Linked DNA regions of Homo sapiens: region 2 is linked to region 1. Evidence: chromatin loops called from intact Hi-C (ENCODE). Cell type or tissue: PC-3. All regions are shown on one strand. Links, peaks and the distances in the headings refer to the core of each region. The heading gives the core; the rest is flanking DNA. Region 1 overlaps FRK (fyn related Src family tyrosine kinase). Region 2 holds the start of FRK (fyn related Src family tyrosine kinase).

Evidence for each region. A loop is a pair of places that touch in the nucleus more often than their neighbours do. Peaks named below come from ENCODE experiments on the same cell type or tissue, not always from the same donor. Only the 100,000 strongest peaks of a DNase experiment are listed, where the experiment ranks them.
Region 2: a loop joins it to region 1, with 4 times the contacts of the local background. A loop is called at or near these places in 18 of 110 quality-filtered maps.

Annotation. Positions count from the first base shown.
Region 1 is chr6:116,005,760-116,016,423 of GRCh38, forward strand. All of the region lies in intron 1 of FRK (fyn related Src family tyrosine kinase), which reads right to left. Among named protein-coding and RNA genes, the nearest start is that of FRK, 50 kb to the right of the region's middle. RefSeq lists an enhancer at 3,045-3,324. In PC-3, for the core only: a CTCF peak has its summit at 5,232 (motif pointing right); DNase peaks (open chromatin) are centred at 5,222 and 5,972; H3K4me3 peaks cover 328 bases; H3K27ac peaks cover 932 bases.
Region 2 is chr6:116,055,804-116,066,467 of GRCh38, forward strand. It overlaps FRK (fyn related Src family tyrosine kinase), which reads right to left and starts at 5,088. Exons shown (of 8, transcript NM_002031.3): 1 at 4,165-5,088. The coding sequence starts at 4,508. In PC-3, for the core only: a CTCF peak has its summit at 5,347; a DNase peak (open chromatin) is centred at 5,128; H3K4me3 peaks cover 2,254 bases; H3K27ac peaks cover 1,175 bases.

The DNA of each region.
Region 1 (10,664 bases), core at 1,576-9,575:
CATAGTAAAAAACTGATACCTAAATATACAAATTAGTGATGAAAGAATGGATGACTCAATAAATAACACTGTTATCATTAATAATCCATATGGGAAAAAAACTGATGCTACCTACAGCATACACAATAATTTCACATAGATTAAAGGCCTACTGTAAAAGGCAAACTTCAAAACTTCCTAAGGACATTGGACTAGGGAAGTTTTCTTTAGCAAGACAAAAACAAAAAGACATACAAACCTTAGGGAAAAGATTGATAATATTTATTACATCACAGTTAAAATCTTCTACACCAACAAGGTCACCATGAAATAAAATTTGAATATAAGCCAAAAACCTGGAAAAAATATTTGCAAAGTATATAACCCAAAATAGGATTAGTATTCACATTATGTTGAGACCTATAATCGATAAGAGAAAGACAACACAGTAGAAAAATTGGCATAGGATATGATGATGCCTGGATATAATTGGGCAGTTCACATAAAAAGAAACCCCAAATAATTAATAAAAATGACAGGAACACGGCCTCTACATGTGCTGGTATTAGTAATATTACATATAAAACCACAATGAAATACTATTTTATACTTTCACATTACAATTTAAAATGCTAACATTATTAGGTATTGAGGAAAATGTGAAATGAGCTTTTATACAGTACTAGTGGTAGTACGATTTGGTACAACTAATTTAAGAGCAATTTGGCACTATCTGGTAAAGCTGAATATTTGTGTACTACTCAATTTCACTTCTAGACTACATGCTGTATGAGCTCAAGAAGATACACTACAAGAACATCCACTAAAGAATCCTGGCATTGAAAATTTGGAAACAACCTAAATGTCCATCACAGGAGAAAAGATAAACAAACAGTTGTAGATATAAAATGAAATACTATGTAGAAATTAAAACAATGACTGGGCATGGTGGTATGCACCTATAGTCACAGGAACTCAGGAGACTGAGGCAGGAGGATCACTTGAGCCCAGGAGTTCAAGGCTGTAGTGCACTATGATCGCACCTGTGAATAGCCACTGCACTTCAGCCTGGGTGACATAGAAAGATTCCATCTCTCATAAAATAAATTAAATTTTTAAAAATAAATTGTTCAAGGATTAGAGTAAGTTAAAGAATGAAAAGAATGATATATACCATTGTAGTAGCATTTGTATAAAGTTTAAGAAAACACGTTAGAAAACTGTACCTAATTTTTATGAATACATGCATGTTTAGTGAAAGCTAATAAAGTACTCAAGCATTCTTTTAACTCTATTTCCAGAACTGGCAATACTTTTTCACAGAAATATTTCAAGCAAAGAAGCAATATGGATGAAATATCTTAATCAACTCAATGCATTTTCCTGATTCAAAGTGCATTGATTATGCATCAACACTAAAATGTTTAAGCAACATATTCATCTAAATATCTCTTTCATTAGTTCATTGCTCTCCATCTTTGCTAGCTCACAGACTGAAAGGCATGAACACTCTCCAGTGAGTTATTGGGACAAACCCTTCAATGGACACTACTCACTCATGCTTGCTCTCCAGTCTTTTCAAATAATGTTTTATGAGCACTCTCACATGCTCTTAGTTTACAGATGAGGAAACTCAGGCCCAGGGAAGTTTATTAACTTGAGACCGCATGGAGAGGTGATGGTTGAGTCTGAAATTGAGCCAAACTTCTATTTCGCATGCCACAGTACCTTGAAGTGTAATGTGAAGAGGATGAGTTGGGAACACTCAGATAAAATATGAACCATTATTTTTGCACCAGGCAAAGGGAATTTAGGATAAAGAACACCATGTATTTTGGTCCTCATTTCTTATTTTAAACTAGTAAAATTTGAGCATTTTAACAGTGTCTTAGATAAGAAATAATATACCAAAGCGGTTTTTGTCCCATATAATTGGTTTCTACCTTCAGGTTGTAAAGCTGAATTAGTATATAAAGTATCATACTCCAAAGATCACTCAGAATGGCATTGTCCTATTAATACACTATAATGTTTCTAATCTTCAACCATCCAGGCAATTTAATGGTTTCAATAACTTTCTAGAGGTGACAGTAATGCATATATGTTCAGAAACAATACAGCATTTGAAAGTTGGGGCACATAAATTTTAATGCATGTATTTAGAAAATATATAATTTACTTCTAAGTATGTTTTTATTTGAAAAAAATGAAGGGATGATGGTGCAAAAATAAAAATAAAAGGTTTAAACAAAATATAAATATGTAAGCCTTTACAAGAATTACAATGTATCTAGCAGATTAAGTTCTCCAGAATTATTATTATGTCTCCTATATATCATTCTCAAAACTAAATACTCCATTACATAAGTTTTATGTACATATGTTACATTTGTATTTTGGCTAATCAAGTCTATAAATGATGTGTTTCCTCTGTCCAATATATATATAAGCAGGCAGTTTTTATAAATCAAATGGTTAAAGATAAAGCAATTTTACTACATTTGTAGAAAAACCCTATAGCAAATTTTTTTAATCCTCCTTTGTTTCAACAATTTTGGACTTTTGTATAATAGATTGGTACAATTACTTTACAAAGCAAATCACACTAGAATTGAATCCATAGTAACAATGAAATAAATATAATATTTGACTGAATGCATCAATTCACTTAATTCCTAGAATTTTACTTAGCTGAGCTCTGATCAGGAAGTGAAGAATATAAGTTTAAAAATGTTTTCTGCATGTAGTGGCATTTATAACATCGTCCTTCATACTCAAAGGTGATGCAATTGCTGTGGACTGCAGTCTCTAGGGCAAGTGCTGCTGTGGAGACTGATGGATAAACAATAGCTTGTTCTACCCTTTGCATGTGTGAAAACTGTTTCTTAATTTGAGGTTTGAACCATTGGCAGGACTGTCATTCTGATCAAGTCTGCCTTTTAGAGCCTCTGCTGGCCCCATTCTGGAAGGGCACACACCCCAGGCCCGGATGTCCACCACAGCCATTTTCAGCTCTCTCTTTAAGCTACAGTTCTTACGTGCAGTAGACAGAGAGTGCTGAGAAGGGATCAAGATATCCTAGGAGTATAAAGCATCACAAGAGAGTCATACGGATCAGTGATCCTCCAAGTGTGGTCCCTAGATCAGGAGCATCGCATCACATGAAAACTTGTGTTAAAAGAAAAACCTTAGACAAATCAAATGTAACAGAGTTTAATTGAGCAAAGAATGATTCACAAATTAGGCAGCCTCCCAAGCCAGAGTATGCTCAGAGAGTCCAGTGCAGCCACTTGGTGGAAGATTTATGGACAGCAAAAGGAAAGTGACTAACAAAAAAAAACAGAAGTGAGAGACAGAAACAGCCGGACTGGTTACAGCTTGATGTTTGCCTTATTTTGAACAAGGTTTGAAGAGTTGGCCCCCTTTGATTGGCCAAACTCAGTGATTGGCACAAGAGTAGGTTACTGTCTGTTCATACATCCAGTAAGGTTATAGTTTACTATGCACGGAGAAACCTTTAAGCTGAACTTAAAATATGCAAGGAGACAGCTTTAGGCTAATACTTGTTAGAAATGGAAATTCTTGGGTTTCACTTCATACCTACCAAATCATAAACTCTGGGGGTGGGCCCAACAATCTGGGGTTTATTAAGTCCCCCAGCTGAATCTAATGTACATTAAATTTGAGAACTACTGATGTATAAAAATAGTAAACCAATTAGAAATTTGTACAAGGCAGCTGAGAATGTTTGAGTTTGGCACTTACATGCAAAAAAGTATCCAGTAAAATAATACCACAACTACTCACACACACACAGTTTATTGATATTTTAAAAAATAATCTTTATTGACATACCATGCCATGAAAGATATCTTTATTAACAATAACCAAGAAGAAGATTAAACTCATGATATGAAAAGAAATGCTGGAAGAAACAAATGCTTCAATTTGATAAAAACAAACAAAAAATATAATTTCTGTTTTAGATGAAAATAGTATGTAATTTAAGTCTATAATTATGTAAATTATCAAGTGTCTACCGTATGTAAATTCTGTAACATTAACACAGAAAGATTGTGTTATTTTCTGTGTCTGCAGGACATTGTTGTATAAAATGTGTCTGCAGGACATTGTTGTATAAAAAAGGGTAAATTACAAATATTAGGAGTGTTATAGGTTTATTTATATTTTAAAAAATCAACAAACTGGCCGGGCATGGTGGCTCACTCCTGTAATCCCAGCACTTTGGGAGGCCGAGGTGGGTGGATCACAAGGTCAGGAGATCAAGACCATCCTGGCTAACACGGTGAAACCCCATCTCTACTAAAAATACAAAAATAGCCAGGCGTGGTGGGCACCTGTAGTCCCAGCTACTCGGGAGGCTGAGGCAGGAGAATCGCTTGAACCAAGGAGGCGGAGGTTGCAGTGAGCCGAGATCATGCCATCGCCTGGGCAACAGAGTGAGATTCTGTCTCGAAAAAAAAAAAAATTCACAAACTAAAAATTATATGTGCTTACTTTCCTGGAGATTAGTGAGAGAATATGAAAGTAATGACAGAGGAGTTTCACTTTTTACTCTGCATTCTTCTCTATAATTTGGATGTTTATAATAACATGTAGTTGTAGATTACTTTAAAATGTATTTAAATATAAAAAATTAAAAGAGGTCAATCAGGAACATGCTACAAAAATTTACATGTTGTAAAGGTCTGGACTAGAAACTTTGGCACTTAGAATTGATAGATACAGGAAAAAATCCCAAAGGAATATAAAACAAGTGATTATGAATGAGCAGCGAAACAGATGGAAGAGACGATGTGACACCAGGATTTCAAATCTGAATGACTAAAGGACAATATGTCCTGCAACATGTCAGAAGGCAGAGTATAATAACAGTTAAGAGTGACAGCATCTCATTAGGAAGTTATTTAACCTCTCTATGCCTCAATCTCCTCATTTGTAAGTGAGAATAATAATAATTTCCTTATAGCCTTGTTTCAAGATTAAGAAGAATGCTGCATGTAAAGTGCTTTATGTCTCGACACATTCATGCTCAATAAATAGTAGAGATTTTAAGATAATTAATTGAAGGCAGATATTATCAATTTTGTTTTAGGCATGTTGGATTTGAGGTCATGCTGGGACACGAGTGAATATGTGAGCATGACCTTATTTCTTTGTTTGTATTAACAGTTTCATCCCAAGTGACTCTTCTGTCCTGCCTGCTGTTCTGGACTAGGACATGCTGCCACCAGGTGGCAGTAGGCCATTTTACTAATCCAAAAAGGGAAAGGAGAGCTGTCCTGTGATTAACTGGACGTGCTTTATTTTATGAAAAAGGCAGTGAGCCTTAAAAAAAAAAATTGCAGTATAAATGAATATCAACATTTACATAAGATAAATATCTTAAATATTAATCAAAATTTAGGGAAATCAACATGTAAATAGATGTGTTACCTCAATTAAGGTTTTGTCATTTCATCTAATAGAATCTTATTGTGCCTCACTGACGTGTACAAACTAGGTTCCTAGGTAACTCATAATTCTTATCAGATGAAGATAATTGCCTCTTACACTTTTTAAAGAGAAAACTCATGCCCAGCAACTGATGGCTAGGATTTACAAAAGTTAACATATGACTTCTTTTTATAATGTCTCCTTAAGACCAAGGCAGTCAGCCTTCAAGTACTATAGACAGATCCTAAAAAAATAAACTCTTAAGACTAGTTCCAGGAAAAAAAAAAAACATCCTTCCAGAAAATGCAGAAAGGAAACTGGGTCGATCAACTTGGCCTAACCAGTCATAGGGAAAGTAAGCTAGGATGATTTCCCTGTGGGAGCTCAGGGTTAGCAGTGTCTTTCATGTTTTCATCACAGTTACACATGTTATAATGGGTAAAACACCTATTGTCCTCATGAATGTGACTTGGCAGGCATCGCTGTCACCCACATTGGCAAAACACCTTCAATTTGCAGGGCACACTCATAACCACATTTAGTCATTTATGGTATCTAAATGAAAGGCTTGATTCATGCCCCTTGAACTATTATGGTTCGGTATGACTCACCTGCATCTACCTGTGTTTCCACAACACTATGAAGAAAATCTCTGTGAGAGTTCTTCCTGTCAAGGTAATTATTTCCCTCCCTTTCCACAAAACCTTCTTCGGCTCAGTATCCCCTTGGTTCCCAGGAAGTTAGCCCTGCTACTCTTTCCCACTCACATGGAATGATAAGGACAAAGAAAAAAAATAATGCTCGCAATTATTTTGTTATTCATTCCTTCCTTTCCATTTCCCTCACCATAACCCTTGTCTAATTCAACATCGCCTCTTGGATTATGGAAATATTTTACTGCCTGTTCTCTTTAACATTAACAATTTATATTTACTGATCACATAAAAGGAGGCAGGCACTGTTGCTACAAGCTTTACATGCATTTATCTCAGACTCTCCCCCTTGCTCACACCACCACCACTAGATTTATCATCTCCCCACATACACATAAATAAGGGGTATTTTGCTTATGGAGTAAAACCTCTATTAACCTGGAAATTCAGGCCTTCCACCATCTGGACACAAGCCACTTCTTCAACTTTATCCTCCCTATATCAGCCCTCTGTTCTAGCTAAATTCACACTGCTATCACTACTTATACTGGCAATACTAAAACTTGACTGCTCAGAATTCCTACAGTATTCAGTGACTACTCCTCTGTTTTGATATGTAGCATACAAAAGCTAGCGATGCATTTTAAATTCTTGTTTAGATTATTCTTTGTTTACACTTGAAGCTACAGACCTCCCCAGCATAAGGACAGAGTCTGATAACTTCACATATCTGTGGCATGAAGCACTGGCCACATGCCCTGTGGAGCTGTTAAATAAATACTTGTTGATGAAACATTAATACATTGTACTTCAATTTGGGCATTTTATATAGTCTTCTGGTTTATACTGAACATTGAACTTTAGATAATGCCTGTGTTTTTGTGTAATCTTTTATTTGAGCTTGCCACATAGCTTGCAGTATAAAGTGTTTATGGGAGAAGGCTTATCTGCTATGGACCAGTTGCAACACAGTTTCTAATGTTAATTGGCCTTAGACCACAGATTTCAATCTGACCTCTCTCTTTTCCCCCAAAGAGAACACTTTCATGTGAATGTAAAGATCAAAAATGAAATTGATTTTTCTGTCCTTTAAAACACAAGCATATCAGGGCTGTACACATGTAAAAAATTTGTGATAAAGTGACAATGTCAAATTAAGTATCAGAGGTAGGACTTGCAGTCACATAGAAATCCTTTGCTTGGGTCATTTGATAAAGCTTTTTTGTTGCTGTTATTCACCTTTATAGTCATCATAAATGAGAAATTTTGAAGGAATTTCTTTAGAGGGGAAGTCAGGTGAACTCATTTGTGCTTTCTTCACTGGGGGAGGTGACTATTTATAAAAGAATCTTGTTATAGTCTGAATCCACTTCCCTGAGTCTGGTAATCAAAAGTATGCAATTCCTCACAAGAAGTTTACAAAGAATACAACAAAGTTCATATAAATATTCAATCTCAGGGCACTTTTTTTGTTTCAAAACTATCCTCTATTTGGGGAAGAGGAAAAGACAGCTAATATTGATTTCTCTTTTAAAATAAAAAACAAAATGTGTGCCTATATAATGACATTTCCAATCATCAAGCCTGAAATAAAAATGTAAATTTTAATGCATCTGCTTTGATTTTGTACAACATTTGTGATAATGTTTGTCCCAGAAACTAGAAGAATATGGATGGGTTAGAGTTGAAAGCTTTAATCATTAATTTCTATCTTTGTCACATCCAAAGAAAGTAAATGCACTTGATCTTATGATGCCTAGGAAAATGCCTTATTTTATAAAATACCACAAATGTTCATTCCTATTCTCTATACGAATAAGCTTTGGGGCAGTACTATACTTCTTACATGGGACACTATATGGTTATACAGGACACTAATTTCAGAAATGACAGTCCCAAAGACCAAAGACCAAACTCAAGTCCCAACTCAAATACCAAATTTGAGTTTAGTCAGCTAGTAGTCATTGTGTGTAAACCATTCAAGAAGGGTCAATAATGTCAAGTGCAGCCTGCTCTGTATTCCCTGGATCCAGGTTTCTCTTGCAAAAAGTAAAAAAGAGGGAGCATCTTTCTTCCCTTTTCCTATACTAGAGGTGATATTCAAAATATTTTATGACTGCTATAGCACACACACACACCATCAGAAAAGACACCAGCAAAACTAGAGGCTTATGTCTAAGCTTCAGCCCTGGGGCTTATCATTTTAACACTCAGTGATGCACTATGATGTCACTGAGCTTCATTAAATCTCTTATCTCAAATAAAATATTGTAAACATCTTGAAGGTATCTTAACTTCATTACCTACAAGGTACTAATCATATCATTTTCTATGTGCTGAAATACATTAGAAACATTAATTTTATACTAACAATATGGAGAAAAGATAAAGCAAAAGAAGGGTATATAACTTTTCCTTTGAAAATCTTAGAGTATCAAGGGAGAGATAAAAGACCACTTTAAGTAACAAATCAAAAAAGAAAGTGATGAAACAGGAATTTAAAAATCATTTAATCATCAACAGTGTGTAGTAGGAAATTAACCATAGGCTATAAGGAGGATGGAAGTGTTCTTTTAAAAAAATATACTTTGAAAGGATTTGAAAGAGATACAGAAATCTAAAAAAATGAAAGACAAGGGTATGTGCACAAGTGAAGAAACCAAAAAGGTATTTGTGAGCAGATTGGTTTAATGAACAGCAGTGGTCAGGGAAAAAAAAAAAACCCAAGAAATATGGGCCTTTGATGTTTACAGATAATTCCATGTGGAAACTAACTCCATGGAAGAAGTAGATCTTTGGTAAATTTGAAAACTACAAAGGAGAGTTTTAAGATACTCCATTTAATATTTAACACAAAAGGAGTTTTAAGCCCTGAGCTCACCAGCAATATGAGGGAAAAAATGTGACTTGTTCTTTAAAAATTGTTTCACAAACAAATATGAGATGGAGATGTGGAGGGTGAAAGCAAAGAGGAATTCTTCCATGACTAGAAACAAAAAAGAGACTTGGTCCAAACTTTAGAGGTGAAAAGAAATTTTCATAAGGATCTACAGGCAAAGGTGTTTTAATGAGTACATGCATTTTTTTCCGGGGAGATAATCCATTGTTTTATTAAATTCTCAGAAATGCCTGTGAAAGAAACTAACCAACTCTTTCAATAAGGCCAAGTGTTTCTTCTGTATTTACACGAGCTGGTGCCAAGGCCACAACCACAACCTACCACCTTGAAAATCACTTATTCATTTTTTATTCAAAATTTACTTATTGATATGGTTTGGCTCTGTGTCCCCACCCAAATCTCTCTCTAATTATAATCCCCATGTGTTGGGGAAGGGACCTGGTGGGAGATGACTGGATCATGAGGGTGTTTCTTCCCATGCCGTTCTCATGGTAGTGAGTTCTCACAAGAGCTGATGGTTTAAAAGTGGCAGTTTCTCTGAACTCTCTCTCTCCTGCCACCATGTAAGATGTGCCTTGCTTCCCCTTCCACCATGATTGTAAGTTTCCCGAGTCTTCCCCAGCCATCCAGAACTGTGAGACAATTAAACCTCTTTTCTTCATAAATTATCCAGTCTCAGGTAATATCTTTATAGCTGTGTGAGAACGGACTAATACAGAAAATTGATAGCAGTAGAGTGGGGCACTGCTATAAAGAAAAACTGAAAATGTGGAAGCAACTTTGGAACTAGGTAACAGGCAGATGTTGGACAGTTTGGAGGGCTCAGAAGAAGACAGGAATATGTAGGAAAGTTTGGAACTTCCTAGACACTTGTTGAACAGTTTTGATCAAAATGCTGATAGTAATATGGACAATGAATTCCAGGCTCAGTTGGTCTCAGATAGAAATGAGGAAGTTATTGGGAACTGGAGTAAAGGTCACTCATGCTATGCTTTGGCAAAGAGACTGGTGGCATTTTGTCCCTGCCCTAGTGATCTGTGGAATTGTGAACTTGACAGAGATGATTTAGGGTATCTAGCAGAAGAGATTTCTAAGCAGTGAAGCATCCAAGATGTGACCTGGCTGATTCTGAAAGCAGTCAGTCATATGCATTCACCAAGAGATTATCTGAAACTGGAACTTTTATTTATCAGGGAAGCAGAGCATAAAAGTTTGGAAAATTTGCAGCCTGATCATGTGGTAGAAAAGAAAAGCCCATTTTCTGGGGAGCAATTCAACCCAGTTGCAGAAATTTGCTTAAGTGACCAGGGGCCAAATGTTAATAGCCAAGACAATGAAGAAAATGTCTCCAAGGCATGCCAGAGATCTTCATGGCAGCCCCTCCCATCACAGGTCCAGAGGCCTAAAAGAGAAAAATGGTCTCATGGGCTGGGTACAGGGTCCTGCTGCTCTGTGCACCTTCTGGACTTGGTGCCCTATGTCTCAGCTGCTCCAGCTCCAGCTGTGGCTAAAGGAGGCCAAAGTACAGCAGAGCACAATCTCTATAGTAGGTTGACTATAGTTAACATTAATCTACTGTTCCTTATTTGAATGTTCCTAGCATGAAGAAAAGAGAAATAGTTAAGGTAATGGATATTCCAATTCAGATTATATTAATGTATCAAATTATCACATGT
Region 2 (10,664 bases), core at 1,706-9,705, 50 kb after region 1:
AGAAAAATGTGGAGCTTAATAAACAATAAACTTTAGAGATGATTGTAGTGATCTAATTTTCTTAATAGAATCTTCATTTATGTCTTTGAGAAGTGTATGGAGTCAGAAGTTCAGCAGCACATTTCATTGTTGTTATCATAACTTAAACTTAACATGCAAAGGGGAGTCAAATCAGCTATCTCAACTGCTGCCCTTGGCTTGCGTGGTCAAGTTGGCGAAGCAGAAATCATCAGTGGCTGGCTTATGTGATTATGTCCACCCCATTCCCCTCCTACCAATCCCCTTTCTGGGAGATTAAACTGATCTCATCTCTGACCCTAGTTCAATTTAACACAAAAGTATGTTAGACAACACCTAAGGTACACTTTAACAATTAAGCAAAAAATTGTTCATTTGGTTTTTTTTTTTTTTTTTGGTTGGTGGGGATTCGAGATAGGGTCTGGCTCTGTCACCCAGCCTGGAGTGCAGTGGCACAACCATAGCTTGCTGCAGCCTCAACCTCCCAGGTTTAAGCAGTCTTCCTGCCCCAGCCTCACTCTCTCGAGTAGCTGGGACTACAGGTTTGTGCCACCATGCCTAGCAAATTTTTTAATTTTTTTGTAGAGACTGGGTCTCACTATGTTGCTCAGCCTGTTCTTGAACTCCTGGACACAGGTGATCCTCCCTAAGCAAAAAAACTTTTTAAACTCTTTGCAGATAAATGATGCTACGTCTAATATTATTGCTGATCATATTGCTTTTTATCAATATTTTGCAATACTTGAATTTTTTACAATTAAAGCAATGAAATTTAAAGCCATTACTTTTGGTTCTAATATTTATATGTTATTTCCACATCATTATTTTTATGTGAACTTTATATCTTTAAAAACACCATAAATAAAATATTAAAGAAAGTTCTGATTAATAAGACCCTAAGGGCAAGGTTTTCGAGGGATTTCACATTGAAGATGTTGAAGAAAAAGACTCATCTCTAAAATGAGCTAGGAATAAATTCAAGTCGAAGATAAGATAAATCTAATGATTCTTCATAAAGACAAAATAAATCTTCAAGAATTGGTTTATTATATCACTTAGTGGAAGATATTCAGTAAAGGTGAAAAGCATTTCTAAGTGGGATAAGAATTAGTAAATTGGGCTTTTTAAACAATAGTTTGTTTTTCAACATCTCTACTTCCAAGTATAAAAGAAAACAAACAAACTGCAAACTAAAGCCTTAAACTAATTTTCCCTGGCACCAATAACTCCAGAAGTATTTGCAGTTTCTTCTTACAGATGCACATCAAAAGTAAAGACATAAAAACACAAATACTAACATACGTTGCATTAAACTGGTCTAATTAGGAATTAGATGACAGCTTTCATTGGTTTCCCATTGCCTACTCATCCCATACATGTGGATATAAACAATAATCTTTCCTTAAGTCAACTTACTGAGCTCATGATTTTAAAAAATTACGTTAATTTTCACAGCATTCAGGAGAAAAAAATAGACTTTTGAAAAAACTCACTGAAGAAAAAATATTAAAATAAGTTGTTTTTATATAATTCTTCAAGTGTTAAAGTACTGTGTGAGCCACTTGGACACACTCACGCAGAAGGCTGTTCAGTAAAAATCGCTTCTATTTGAGATGGAGGGGAATTCTAGAAGCTACAGCTACTTGCACTAAGAGTATTGAAGCAATTTTGCCTTACGGTGACAAGAAACTTCAGAAGTAAGCCAGGTTCACAGGTGAAGACCATGGTGTGCACTTAAAAGAAAACAAGTAGCCTGTTCCAGCCAGGAGGCAGAGTGGCAGCATTTTCTGGGCATCATGGTTTTTATTCCAGTGGATGTGAAGATCCCAAGGAAAGCTAACTACAGAGATCTAGAATGGTACTGACAGGTAGGAATGCTGCTGAGAACCAATTCCAAGAAGAAAGGTCAAGGTAATGTGCAGAGGGAAAAAATATTATTGGCTACAAATGACTCTGAGAATCAAAAATAGCCATAATAATTTAGTTGCCTTATTTTGTGTTTGTAGGCAAAGAAAATCTAAATTAATAAGAACACTGCTCTCAAGCCTTTTACCCAGAATATGATACCTTCGGATTGCTTGACTTGTTTCAGTTAATTTGCTTTCTTCAGCATTTCTAATACAGTCAAGCATGAATGTAACTGAACCACTACATACGAACATAAGAGCTCCTGTTCCCAGATAGTCAGGAAATCCATTGGTCATGGCAACCCCAGAGAGTTGCAGATGAGGAAATTGAGGTCCTAAGTAGTTATATGAGTTGAATATATTTAAAACTAACAGATTATGAATTCAAGGCATGAAACATTAATATATTATTATTATAATATACATGTTATGCCAAATATAAAATATGCATAATGCCATACAGGACATAGAAATCATAAAGTAGTGAAAACAGATAAATGCACATAAGTGTATCCAATATATAAAGATATTTCCTGTAGATTATCACAGAAAGCAAATGTTCACACAGGTGATTTTCCCACTTGATAACTGATCAATTCCATTCATTAAAAGTATATTTCAATTCATTTCTATTTAAGCATAAATTAAGACCCTTCTAAACATTTATAGGTTCTTGGTGTTGAAAAGAATCTCAAAACTCAAAACTCGTCAAACCTCCCTTCATATGTGATGTATGAGTTTGGAAAGCAGAAACAATGCTCTATGGCTATTTATTATTATCTTATTCCCTGGACCAGTAAGGGACGCTCACATAAAAATAAGAAACACTTACATGAGAACATAAGAGAATCTCCAATGGTTTCCCTATTAAGAAACCATTCTATAAAATGAGTCCATTTTGGCCGGGCGCGGTGGCTCACGCCTGTAATCCCAGCACTTTGGGAGGCCGAGGCGGGCGGATCACGAGGTCAGGAGATCGAGACCATCCCGGCTAACACGGTGAAACCCCGTCTCTACTAAAAATACAAAAAAATTAGCCGGGCGTGGTGGCAGGCGCCTGTAGTCCCAGCTACTTGGAAGGCTGAGGCAGGAGAATGGCGTGAACCCGGGAGGCGGAGCTTGCAGTGAGCCGAGATCGCGCCACTGCACTCCAGCCTGGGGGACAGAGCGAGACTCCGTCTCAAAAAAAAAAAAAAAAAAAAATGAGTACATTTTTTGAAAGACATTCCCAGTCTAAGGTTTCACTGGATTCAGGAAGCAATGAGATCAGGGCCAATGACAGTCTCCATTTGCTTCCCAACCCACCAGACCCCAAGTATCCATTGTCAAGACTATGTTTTATCCACTTTGTATTCAGTCACTACTAGAATAATCTCCTTTACCCTCCCCAACTCACCAGGCCCACTACTGTCTATGCCTGGCACTTGGAGGGGTGGTAGGTGGATGGATGGATGGATGGATGGATGGGTGAATAAGTACATAAAAACTTTCCTCTTTTGTTGCAATATAATTCATATTTCATTCAAATACCAGGATAAAGTCTTTATCTCCTCTTCAAGGAGATGTTGTCCTTTTTCCTATCAAAATTTACCAAATGTCTGTAGCTGGCCAGTTTCTAATCATAATAAAAACCAAAAGATATCATAATTTGGGTAGCATATCTCAGGATCTGGGAATTAAAAAAAAATCTATATCATGATGTCACTGAGAACATTAGTATCTTCTAAGTGTTGTCTTCTACATTAGCCCTGTATATTCCCATCAGAATGAAAGGGATTAGGATTAGAGCTAGGGCTAGAGTTGATATATTACCCTGGAATGTTTCAAAAGTTTTTTTTAAAAAAAAGAATCTGAAGTTTAGATTTGAGAATATCATTAAGGGAAGTCTTATAATTTACCTTCAAACAAAATGCAATTTTATTGCTAAAGTGAGGCATGAGTTATTTTACAGCCAAAGAGAAGGTACAGTATTAAACACATCATTTGTTTATTTTGAAAATACACCCTGGACCTGTGGATGTACATACTGTAATTGAAGTCATCTCAACAACAATTACTGGCCAGTTTCACACTCACTTAGCGGGGGAGGTGTGTTTCAATTAGTGGTTTCTTGCCAGTACTTCCTCATACTTTTTAGGCAACTCTTTGGACATTAGGGGGTTGTAGAGAAGTAGAAAGGAAAACTCATTACCCAGCCCTCAGAGAGTTCAGAAATTAAGTATAAGTTTGTACTACTCACGGCTCTGCCTGTAGGCTTCTGTCCTCAGCCACGTAGTTAGAAGGAATATAGCCTTGTAGTTGCTGACTGGAGCCATCTCGTCTTTTCTCCAAGTGTCTGGCAAACCACCAGCCCTCATGCAAAGTGTCCAGAACTTGAAGTTTGTCACCTGCTCGGAAGCTCAAGTCCTCAGCAGTCCGAGCCTGGTAATCAAACAAAGCCACAAAGTAGTGGCCATGCCTCTGTGACTGGGGAGAGCAAAGGGCCCCTGGATTTTCAATCACGGTTGACTTGTCTGCCTCCGTGGACAAACAGGGGAGATAGGGTTCTAGGTACTCCCAGAGCCTCTGACAGATGTTGCTCATTGTGCCTTGGTGGGGAGAAGAGGAGCAGGGCTTCTCCCTCTCCCCTTAGTCTCTGCGATCCACCTTATCTTCCTTCACCAGGCAACTTTGAAGTCAGCACCAACTCACCATACTTCGGAGAGTATGCAAAGTCCCGTTTCAGATCAGTCCAGCAGCTGGGTTGCAGCAAGTCCTACCTGGAGAGACTTACCGGCTTGCTTTCTGTGGCTGGAGGTGCTACCCCGAGGCAAAACTGAGCAGGAGCTGGGCAGCTGCTCACTAGGAAGGTGTCTTTTCTTCTTATCTGCTTAAGAATCCCACAACAAAAATAAAATAAAATTAAAAGGGCTTTATTTAGACAAATATCTGAGAACAGAATGGTGCCATCTTGCCTTTTGTCCCAATAAAAAGTTAGCAAGAGGAAGCTACTAACCCCTGGTAAAACCTCCACGTCTTGCTTTCGCCAGGAGCTCTCCCCCTGTTTCAAGTCTGTTCCTGTCTTTCGACCAGTCCGGATCTGGACGGCTCTCTCCTTTTTGCTAATGAATAACCAACCAGCAGAGGCTGTTGCCTTTAACATTCTGAGCTATGAACAGACTGTAATAATTTCCCCTTACTTCCTGGTTTCTTTCTGTCTGTGATCTAAATGGTATTCTGACCTCTTTACCCCTCCCATCTCCCACACCCAAGATAGACCAGATCCTTTACCAAACTGTTAAAGCAGCCGCTAAAATCTATATTCCTTTTGTTTCATCCTGGAGAAACAGGCTAGCCCAGGTAGCTTTTTGTCTTGTTATGTTCCCAGCACTGAAATTCACGGCAGAGATTTTTTTCCCTGACAAATAGGAGTAGAATTGTTTTGCCACCACTAGGGGAAATTTAAAAAGGCAAATTAAAGTATTTAGGTATTTCTTGTCAGACACAGAGCAATTGGAAAAGAACCATCAAGTCACTCCCTTTTCTCATTACCAAGAATAGATTTTAATAGCTTCAAAGAATAGTCACAGTCTGGAAAAGTAAGAAAGCAGCTGACTAAAATGCTGAGAACCCAAAATGTTGCTTTTTCCCACAGACATTTAATTTCCTATCCTTCAAGTACTATTTGGGAAACACACACACACACACACACACACACACACACACGCTACACACCAACTAGGTGACCAGTAGAGAAAAAAAGAGTAGAACAGAAAAAGAGCTCTTTGCACACTGCTGTGGGGGCTCTTTCTGCTAAACTTTGACCTCCAGATCTATGCTAGTTCTTACTAACTTGGCAAGAACTCAGGAACTAATGAGACTGACATCAGGACAGCCATCTCTAGACAGGCAGTGGTTTTTGCTTGACCTTCCCTAGTTCGGAGCAGCTGTCTCACAAATATGTGCCCTGGCAAAAACAGCCGGGCAATGAGTCTGGCAGATCAACGTACGGTCATTTATACTAGTAGACAGCATTGCAAACTTGTTTATGAAGTGTCACTGATCTCTCTATAAGACTTTTTTTTTATTTCTTTCTTAAAAACAATCTTTCTAAATGTTGTGAGACCCTTGAACCTGGCTAACCTATTCCTAGTACAAGCTCATAACTTCTGTTCTTTTTCAAATTGCAAGGCATTTAGTAATCAGAATAATCAAACTCAAGAAAAAGGAAGAAAGAAAGGAAGAAAGAAAGAAAGAAGAAAGAAAAGAAAGAAAAAGAAAGAAAAGAAAGAAAGAAGGAAAGAAAGAAAGAAAGAAAAGAAAAGAAAAGAAAAAGAAAATCAGAGAACCATGGCATCAGCCCAACCTGCTATTACTTTGTGCAAAAATCAGTCCATAGCAGTGGACAGATCAATTGGTTAAAATAAAATCTTGTGTTATGCTCCCAAGTTTCTCCAATTGTCTTTGGAGTCAGAGTACAAATAACAAGTTGACAGAAGTATAAAAGCCAAAAGCTGAGCCAAATTTTTGTTGTTGCTGTTGTTGTTTTGTTTTATAATGATATGAGACCTAAAATAGACTGTATATGTAATTTCATATTATATACAAAACAGAAAATATATAATACCAAATGACCATAAAGGATATTTTGTTCCAAATACAATAATGGATGTAAAAGCATAGGATTCTATTAATGCCCCAACAGAGGCACAGATGCTGAAGTCTTCCCTGAGACATCTACATGATCTAAAAATGAAAAAAAAAAAAAGAAAAGAAAAGAAAGAAAGATTTGGAAGCAACCTGAGAGATGTATTCAAACCCAATTTGTAAGTGGGGTTTTAGATTTTTGAATTGTCGGGGTTCTAAATTCAGATATACCTTTACTATAGTTATGACAAGGCATTCTGGAAAAAGACAAAGCAGCAGACCTGCACACCACAGTCATTGAGCAAGTGAGTGAAATTCAAAAAGCGGCCAACCATCCAAAGATGTCAGGTGAGCAATGGCCTGAGAACGCAGAGCTGAGGGGTGGAAAGAGAGAAGGTTTCTTTGTGTCCATAGTACCAGAATTCTCCAGTCACTCAATCTCCAAGTCTTGCAGTTATCTTTCGTTTGCTCCCTGGTTTCTTTGAGCTAATCAATCACTGAATTCTGCTCAGTCTTCCTTTTCATTTATTCCACAAACTTTTTTTAAAGCTCCTTCTGAGCGACAGCTGGGCACCAGACAGAAAACAGAATATTCTTTCCTAGATTATTCCAGAGGCCTCCTAACTGATCTCCCTTCCTCCAGCTTATTCCCATCTCTGGCTCATCTTGCACACCAAGATGAGTGGTGTTCATAATAGTTTATAGAGTAGTTTTTATAATAGTAACAATGACTGAGGTGATAAGTCATTCCTAGTCATTACTAGTAAGAGTAGCTATCTGTTTGGAAAGCTTTCTATGTGCCAGGCACTGTACTAAGAATGTTAGAAATAACATCCAGGAATTCTACTCCAGGGTATGTATCCAAAAGATTTGAAATCAGGAAGTCTGAGAGATATTGAACTCCTATGTTTATTGCAGCACTATTCAAAACAGTCAAGTTATGGAATCAATCTGAGTGTTCATCAATTGATGAATGGACAAGAAAATATGGTATATATACACATTAGAAACCTATTCAGCCTCAAAGAAGCAGGGAATCTTGTCATTTGTGACAACATGAATGAACCTGAAGGACTTTATGCTAATGAAATAAACCAGACATGGAGGCAAATACTGCATGTTCTGACTTATATGTGGAAGCTAAAAAAAAAAAAAATCCAACACATAGAAGCAGAGAGCAGAATGGTGGTTACCGGAAGCTGGGGAATCAGGGGAATGGGGAGATGTTGGTTGAAGGGTACAATGTTTCAGTTAGACAGGAGGAATAAATGATAAGTATTCCATTCGAGACTGTGGATATGTTAATTAGCTTGAGTCAATAATTCTACACTGTATACATGTATCACAGCATTACTTTGTACCCCATAAAATATACAATAATAATTTGTCAATATCAGGTAAAAATAAGAGAATGTTACAAATAACATATCATTTAATTCTCACCAAATAAAAAACAATGCCTACAAAGAAGGTAGTATTTTTTTTTAAAAAAAGTATTTTAGAGAAGAAACTGAGGCTGAAAGGCTAGGTAATTTGTCCAAGGTCACACGGCCACCAAGTGGCTAACCCTGAGTAACACTCTGTTCTCAATCTGACTCCAGAGCCTGAGAGTATAAATCCTCAGTTTTGCTGACTCTAAAAATATCTGATATTATTCTTCTATGTAAAATTCTGGAAGAACCTCCAACACATTTGGAATAAACCTTAGTTCTTCAGCATGATACACAAGGCCCTGCTAACTTCTCCAATCATGGTTCATCACTCCTGCACACAGGTCCTGTGACATAGTTCGCCAAATGACCAGCAGTTCCCTGCTGCACCTCTGCATCCTCCTCTACCTGCTCCCCTGATGACTTCCTTGTCATTTTTCTAGGTTGGGTTCAGGCGATGCATGAATATAGATGAAAGGCCTCTATGCACCCCTAAATTCTGGCAGAAACTTCTACTTGGTTTGTGGTTGAGCCCCTCTTTGGTTTTCCAAGGAGAACTGAATTCCCTTCTCTGAACCTTTAGTGTCTTGTACAATGTCCATTATGTAAATAATAAATATTTGATGAATTAAATAATTAACACAGAAATAAAGAAAAAGAAACAGTGTGGGAGAGACAGAGATAAAAATGGGGAGGAAATGGAAGCAGGAAGAAACAATTGGGGAGAGATAAACATTTATGTGAATATTCATGATTGAGAGTGAAAGTTCTATAGTGTGAAAAGAGCCAGGAGCACAGAGGAGGGAATACATTCTGTCTATTGCTTCTCAGTCCCTTCCTTTCCTCTCTTATTGCTCCCTGAATGTTAGATTCCTTTGCCAGCCTCCTAACCCAGTTTTCCTGCCTGGAGTCAATTTTCTTCTCATCCTTATAGCAAATTGCCACCACATTAATCTTAATCACTCTCCTACACAATAACCTTCAACAGATCCTCATTGCTTGGAAGATATGACTTGGAATTCAAGGCTAAGGAATTTGTACTTTATCCAAACTTTATCAGATGTACCCTTTCAACACCCCCTCCATTATGGCTTTATGTTAGCCAGACTGGTTTATTAGATCTCCCATATGCCTCATCTGTTCCCACATCTGATCCTGTATCCTTTGCCATTCTTTTACTCAGTATTCCTTCCACTGCTAACTTCCCCTCCCAGTAAGTCTACTTACTCCTGCCTGCATTTCAAGATCTGAATAAAAATCCCTCACCTCCTTAGACCTTCCTTAACCATTCCAGCCAAAAATCACTTCTGTCTTCCTTGAATTTTCTAGCTCCCACAATCCCCACTCCTAATATACACAATATTAAATGAATTGAACCATGCTCCTATACCTGGTATGCTGAATACTGCTACAGAAAATCCAACAGCTATTCAGTTTTATACCAGGACGAATTAATGATCCCCAAACCCTGCTAGGCCTCAGCACTAGGGCTTAGAGAGAGCTATCATAAAGGAAAATTGGACTCTGTCTCCCCAACTCACACAGTAACATATTCCCCCACACATAGAAAAGAGGATTATGGCCTAGGGAGCCATAAAAAATAAAAACAAAACTCTCCACCACATAGTCTTCCTCCAAACTCTTGCTGTGAACCCATATAATCTGCAAATGTGCACTTCTTCTGCATACCTGTTGACCTTTGCTCAATCCCCTTCTTTTGCCTGATGTGATGACCCCAACTTCTCTCCCTTTTCCTACATTAACCATCTTCCAACTTATTTGCCAGATAAATATGGGTTCTTGTCTATCTTTTAAGAATCGAATAAAATGTCTCTGTCTTTATTAATTCTTTCCCAACTACTTCATTAGACAGAATTGACCACTCTCTCATTTGTGCCCTCCCAGCATAACCTATACCCATTTTTGTCATTTATTCCATGTGTGATTCTGATCTCTTTATGTACTTAATGTAGTGTTCTTTTGTTCCTATATTGACACAATGCCTAACACTTAATGGACACTCAATAAATATATGTTGAGTGAAATCTAATGAATGTCATTCTCCTAGAACACAGTTTATTATATCTTATGTAGTCTAATATCTGCTTATATGTAATTGTGTTGTTTCCCCAAGCATATTGCCCTGTCTTTGAAGACAAGTTTATGTCTTATATTTCTCTGTATCACAAGGAAAATCTAGAATCTGTCCTATGCATAGGAAGTCTCCCTACTTTCACTCTTGTTCGATTGCAATTGTGATGTTTAATATTGAGTGTCAACTTGATTGGATTGAAGGATGCAAAGTATTGATCCTGGGTGTGTCTATGAGGGTGTTGCCAAAGGAGATCAACATTTGAATCAGTGGGCTGGGGAAGGCAGACCCACCCTTAATCTGTTCGGCATCACCTAATCGGCTGCCAGCAAATAAAAAGCAGGCAGAAAAACATGAAAAAGCGAGACTGGCCTAGCCTCCCAGCCTACATCTTTCTCCTGTGCTGGATGCTTCCTGCCTCGAACATCAGACTCCAGATTCTTCAGTTTTGAGACTCGGACTGGCTCTCCTTGTTCCTCAAGCTTGCAGGCAGCCTATTGTGGGAACTTGTGATCATGTAAGTTAATACTTAATAAACTCCCCTTTATATATATATATGTGTGTGTGTGTGTGTATGTGTGTGTGTATCCT